Linked DNA regions of Mus musculus: region 2 is linked to region 1. A link is a loop called in an ENCODE intact Hi-C map of the cell type or tissue named here. Cell type or tissue: heart. All regions are shown on one strand.

Region 1 (2,500 bases):
AAAACCAGAAAAAAACAAAAAACAAAAACCTGACACAATTTAGGATGCAAATTTTTGCATCTTTTACATAGTCTATTTCAAATTCAATACTAACATATGAAACTTGATATTTATACAGACAAATTTGAAATTTGTATATAGACTTTGGAATTATATCATAACCCAAACTGTTCTTACAGATGCAGCATTTCTTTTTTTCCCTGGAAGAAAATGACCTTCTAAAAGACAATTATGTACCCCATACCTAGTATCTTGACCAGCATGCTTGTATTCCACTGCATTTGTCTAATGAATGGTTCCTATAAACAACATAAAGGAAGAGTTCTCTCCTTTGCCAAGTTTCCCCATGGAAATGAATTAGATTTTTAAGTTAAAAAAAAAAAAAAAAGTGGAAACAACAAACCACAACAACAAACCCAGTCAGCTTTTGGTTCTTAACTGAACTCTTTTAAACTCCAACCCCAGCACACGATCCATTAGGTCACAACTTGTCCCTTGTGAAAGACTGTGGCTCATCAACTAGTGCTTGCAAGAAATTATTTTTTGTTTTTTAAATTTTTTTATTTTTTGTAACAGGAAGAGGGTATCGGATCCCATTACAGATGGTTCTGAGACACCATGTGGTTGCTGGGAATTGAACTGAGGATCTCAGGATGAGTAGTCAGTGTTCTTAACCACTGAGTCATCTCTCCAGCCCCACAACAAAATTTCAAACCAACTGTTTTTACTCAAAAGCAAGGTGTACATTGTTGTAACAGATGATCGGATTGAGCAGAATTACAGGTGTGATGTACAATCTAGTTCAGAAGTGAGAACCACGTGAAATAAAACGTTAAAATCATATAGAGTGAATCTCAGATGCGACTTTAGGTTCCGAGTTGGGTGATGGAACAAGGGAAGCTGTCTTAAAAGGCACCCAGCAAGTGGGACGCAGCTCACTAAAGCCAGCGCCTGCATCCAGGCCCCGTGGCTGGCACTGTAATCAGTTGGCTGCAGGGCGCCATCCCCTCATCCCATCTACACTCCTCCACCATGCTCCAACCTCCAAGCCGCCAAAGGAAAACCCAGATCTGGGTCTGGACTCAAAGTCCCGCCTTCGGCCCACCCAGAACACCAGACCCCGCCCTCGCCCCCGCCCAGGACGCCAAGCCCCGCCTTCTCCGGGTTCCCCTCTGCACAGGCGCAGAAGCTCCTGCGTGTGGAAGCTGCGGCCCGGCGGGCGGGGTGAGTTGGGGCCCAGGCTTTGGGGTCACTGTAACCACTGTGTCTTCGCTTGGGCGACGAGACCTTCCTGTACGTCAACCAGCCTAGAAAGAGAGGTTTCCTAGCCTACCCTCGCGTCCAGATTCACAAAGGCACCAGGCGGCCTCCCGGGCCGAGTGCTGGCGGCAGGGGGGAAGAGCCGGGGTCGGGGAGGGAGCCAGGCCGAGTCTCGTCTTTTTGGTGACCCGGGCATGCAGCGTCCGCTTGTCCCCTCGGGGTCTCCCCTCGCAGCACATCCCGCTCTGCTAACTTGGGGTGCATTCATGGCCTGACGAAGAGCCTAGACACAGCTTTTTGGCGACGCCAAATATTAGGTTAGGGGTCGATCCTATACCTGAGCCCACGTCCGGCTCCCGGACTTCTGCAAGTCACTTTACCTCTATCCAGTTCCAAGTGTAAATTAAGGATGATGATAGTGACGTATCTCAAAGTGCTTGTAAGAGGTTCATAGAATTGAGTGTTTTGAGCCCGGGTATCTAAAAGGAAGATGTTTGCATTTCCTCTTCTCACGCTGGAGAATAGCAGCCCAAAACTTAAAAAAAAATCAAAACAAAAACCAATTTGACAAGGGAAGCTTGTAGCCAGTTGAAAAGTGTGATATTAATTGCGTTAGCCGTACATCCTTTGTTAGAGGTAACGCAAGTGCTAGATAATATTTAAATTAAAAGCTGAAGTTGACGTCTCAGCAGGTCGCCAAACCTGATGGTTCAATCTCCTGGACCCACGAGGTGAAAGAGAGAAGCTACTCTGACCTCACTAATGCAAATCGAAACACTAAACACGTGCACAGCCATACATATAAAATACATCAATAGATTTATGTTTTAAAAGAAAGCTGTAACGTTTGATGTTTGCAAAACCTCAAAAAAAAAAAAAAAAAAGAAAGAAAGAAAAAGCCAGAACATGTTTGTGGTGAAGTCAGGCCTGAAACTTCTGTCCTTTGATGGCTCTGCCTGCAACATTGGCCCTTGTTTGGCATCTTAAAACTTGGAGTTTGGGCATGTTCTGATGTAGTAGTAATTGTTCTATACTCAGCATTATGTTTCATGCCAAAATGACCAGTTACCATACAGTTTCTGTGCTCCAAGTCTCTAATGGGTTCCCCTGAACCCAGATTCATGTTGCTGCTTAGTCCTTGTCTTACCCACCTGAAGAGAGAGACTTTATGGAAGTTATGGGCAAAGTACCCTTTTCCAGTCTAGTCGGGTTGAGTGTTCATAGAATGTACCATGAAATA
Region 2 (2,500 bases), 71 kb after region 1:
TTAGATTTTTAGTGCATGGTGTGGGTGCTAAAAACAGAGTTCTCACATTAAAGGGAATAAGAGAGTTTATTGTGGAGCCACATTTGAATGTCCATGGCACAAGGAACACAGTTATGCCAAATTTCTTTTATAACACGGAAGTGGTTTCATGACATTTTATAGTTTTTAAAGAACAGACAGTCATAAACCAAGGCAGGCTTAAGATACATTGGTGTGTACATCACAGAAGCTACAGCAAGATGGGGACACTTTTTACATCGCTGCAGATGCTATCTGATAACATTCTTAGCTCTTGGGTTGGTGGAAACTGGGAGTCAGCTAAGTTAAAAAGTTCCAAAGGCTGGGGCAGTGGTTAATAGCGCTGGTACCAGAGTTCAATTCCTAGTACCCACATGGCAGCTTACAACTATCTGTAGTCCAGCAACAAGTGATTTGACACCCTCACACAGACATGCACGCAGGCAAAACACCAATACACATAAAATAAAAATAAATAAATCATTTTTTTAAAAGTTCTAAAAGGTTTTTAATCTATTAGTCACAGGATTTAGCTCTAATATGGGGAGGTTGGCAAAGACTGGCAATTCGTGGGTAAAGCTAGGGCCAGATTGGGTAATTAGCCTCTGGACTTGTAAAATTCCAACCTCTCCACATCACTGAAGCTCCAATCAATCTTTGCAGACACAGACTTTTTCCTGGAATTCTCCTTCATAACTCTTTTTAGTTACACTGACATTTCAAGAAAGTCATTTTCCAATATTTAGGTTAAGAATGCTGTGTTTCTTAGAATTTTTGTTTCCTTTTGTAATTAAACTCCTAGTCTGGAAAGTTGACATTTTAGATATATGAACATTGTTCACGCTAAACACCTTTTACCTCCTTTCGGGAGGCCATCTTGGAGTTTAGGTAAGGAAGGACCAGTGGAAACTCTGCTTCTCAGTTACTTTTCCTTAAAGAGTAGCTGAGCGAAGTTGAACTGAGTAAATGTTCCCACCAGGGGGCGCGATGCTAGGAGGTGAACAAGGAGACCTAGCAAACACCCTGCTTCCAGAACTCAGGCTCTGCGACTCAGGCCTGGCACAGTGAGTTCCAAGTTGGCAGGGTTTGACTTGCGGTCCTCTCCGTAGTCTGAAAGAGGCAAAGCGATTCAGCATCCTTCCCAAAGCGGAACTGATTCTTAGAACGCATTTGCTCTTCGAGGGTCTCCTGCCTAAAGTTTACTAAATTCCGTCCATTGTACCGGAACGTTAGGCTCGGCTTTGTGCTGGCTGTACAAATGAAAATGTGTCGGGTATGACACGGGCTTCACACACAAGAGGGTCCAACTCGAGGTGGGTTGGGTTTGCCCTCAACAAAAATGGCGCGGACTCGTCCCGTCGGTAAGATCACATGGTCGTAAGCCTGGCTGAGAATCAGTGTGACTTCAGCCGAAAAGCGGATGTTATTATCATTCACTTCCGGGTGAGAACCACCGGGCGCCATCTTGTCTTGTTCATGAAGAAGTAGAAGCATCGAAAGGTTGGAGAGAATTACAGGAACGGTGGCGACAGCGGTATTCCGGAACCGGAGCGGGTAAGCGACGAGCAGTTTACCCCGGGGGACCTGCCGGAGGACTAAAGTCCTCTGGGTCAGTGTGGCGAACGGAGCGGGACTCAGGCTGCGTACGCTGCTTGGCGCCACCGCCAGAACCTCATTCCGGAGAAGCTCCGGCGTCCGCCCGAGAGAGTGAGCGAGAGAGCCGCTGTCGCCCGAAGGGAACCGCCTTTGGCTAAGGAGAGGGCTCACGACCCATTCTTCGAACTAAGAGTTTCCTTTGAGAAGGCAAGGGACTAATTGTTGGGCGCCTGAGCGGCCGTTAAGCAGTGCGCGTGCGCAGTGGGAACCCTTGAGGGGCAGGGAGTGTGGAGGGGCGGAGGCGGCGGGGGCCGGGATCTGGAACTTCGACTCTGCGACTCGCACTACGCAGGCGCAACCGCTTTCTGCTGCGTCCTAGACAAGTATCATTTAGTTGCTTAGTTTTGGTGTTTTTACCCAGTGATGGGTATTATGTGTTAAGCATCACTGAGGAAACAAGTAGTATCCTATATTTCAGTTGTTTCGTAGTTTTGTGGATAATAGTGTCATCTTAACAAAACTGGGCACTGAGCAAATTTTGACTGTGCTTGATTAAATTAGCAGTCTTTAATACTTCATTTACCTTTTCTCTTCCTAACCCTAGATAAAACAAAAACAATCTTGGATTTTTTTTTTTTTTTGAGTACATCCAGCTAAAACCAAACCAGAACAGTAAAGACTTTATTTGTGGGGTGGTTTTCTAAAGCATCAGGGGAGACGTAATGAGTTCTCGGATATTCTTAAGACACACAATTTAAAACATAAGTAAGCTTTATATTTAAGGACTTTTTTGAGCCTCATTATATGATCCTGGCTGGCCTGGAACTCCTGCCTTCGCTCATGAATGCTGGAATTAAATGTATTCACTACCACATCAAGCCCTAGA

Evidence for each region. Hi-C counts contacts between places; a loop is a spot of excess contacts. Peaks named below come from ENCODE experiments on the same cell type or tissue, not always from the same donor. Only the 100,000 strongest peaks of a DNase experiment are listed, where the experiment ranks them.
Region 2: a loop joins it to region 1, with 4 times the contacts of the local background. A loop is called at or near these places in 3 of 42 quality-filtered maps.

Annotation. Positions count from the first base shown.
Region 1 is chr4:21,775,094-21,777,593 of GRCm38, forward strand. Usp45 (ubiquitin specific petidase 45) reads left to right here and starts at 1,177. Exons shown (of 18, transcript NM_152825.2): 1 at 1,177-1,224. In heart, no CTCF peak of the experiment used is centred here; a DNase peak (open chromatin) is centred at 1,158; H3K4me3 peaks cover 1,590 bases; H3K27ac peaks cover 1,163 bases.
Region 2 is chr4:21,846,568-21,849,067 of GRCm38, forward strand. Pnisr (PNN interacting serine/arginine-rich) reads left to right here and starts at 1,481. Exons shown (of 11, transcript NM_001369189.1): 1 at 1,481-1,572. 4930528A17Rik (RIKEN cDNA 4930528A17 gene) reads right to left here and starts at 1,881. Exons shown (of 1, transcript NR_028384.1): 1 at 1-1,881. In heart, a CTCF peak has its summit at 990 (motif pointing right); DNase peaks (open chromatin) are centred at 1,084, 1,424 and 1,904; H3K4me3 peaks cover 1,904 bases; H3K27ac peaks cover 1,408 bases.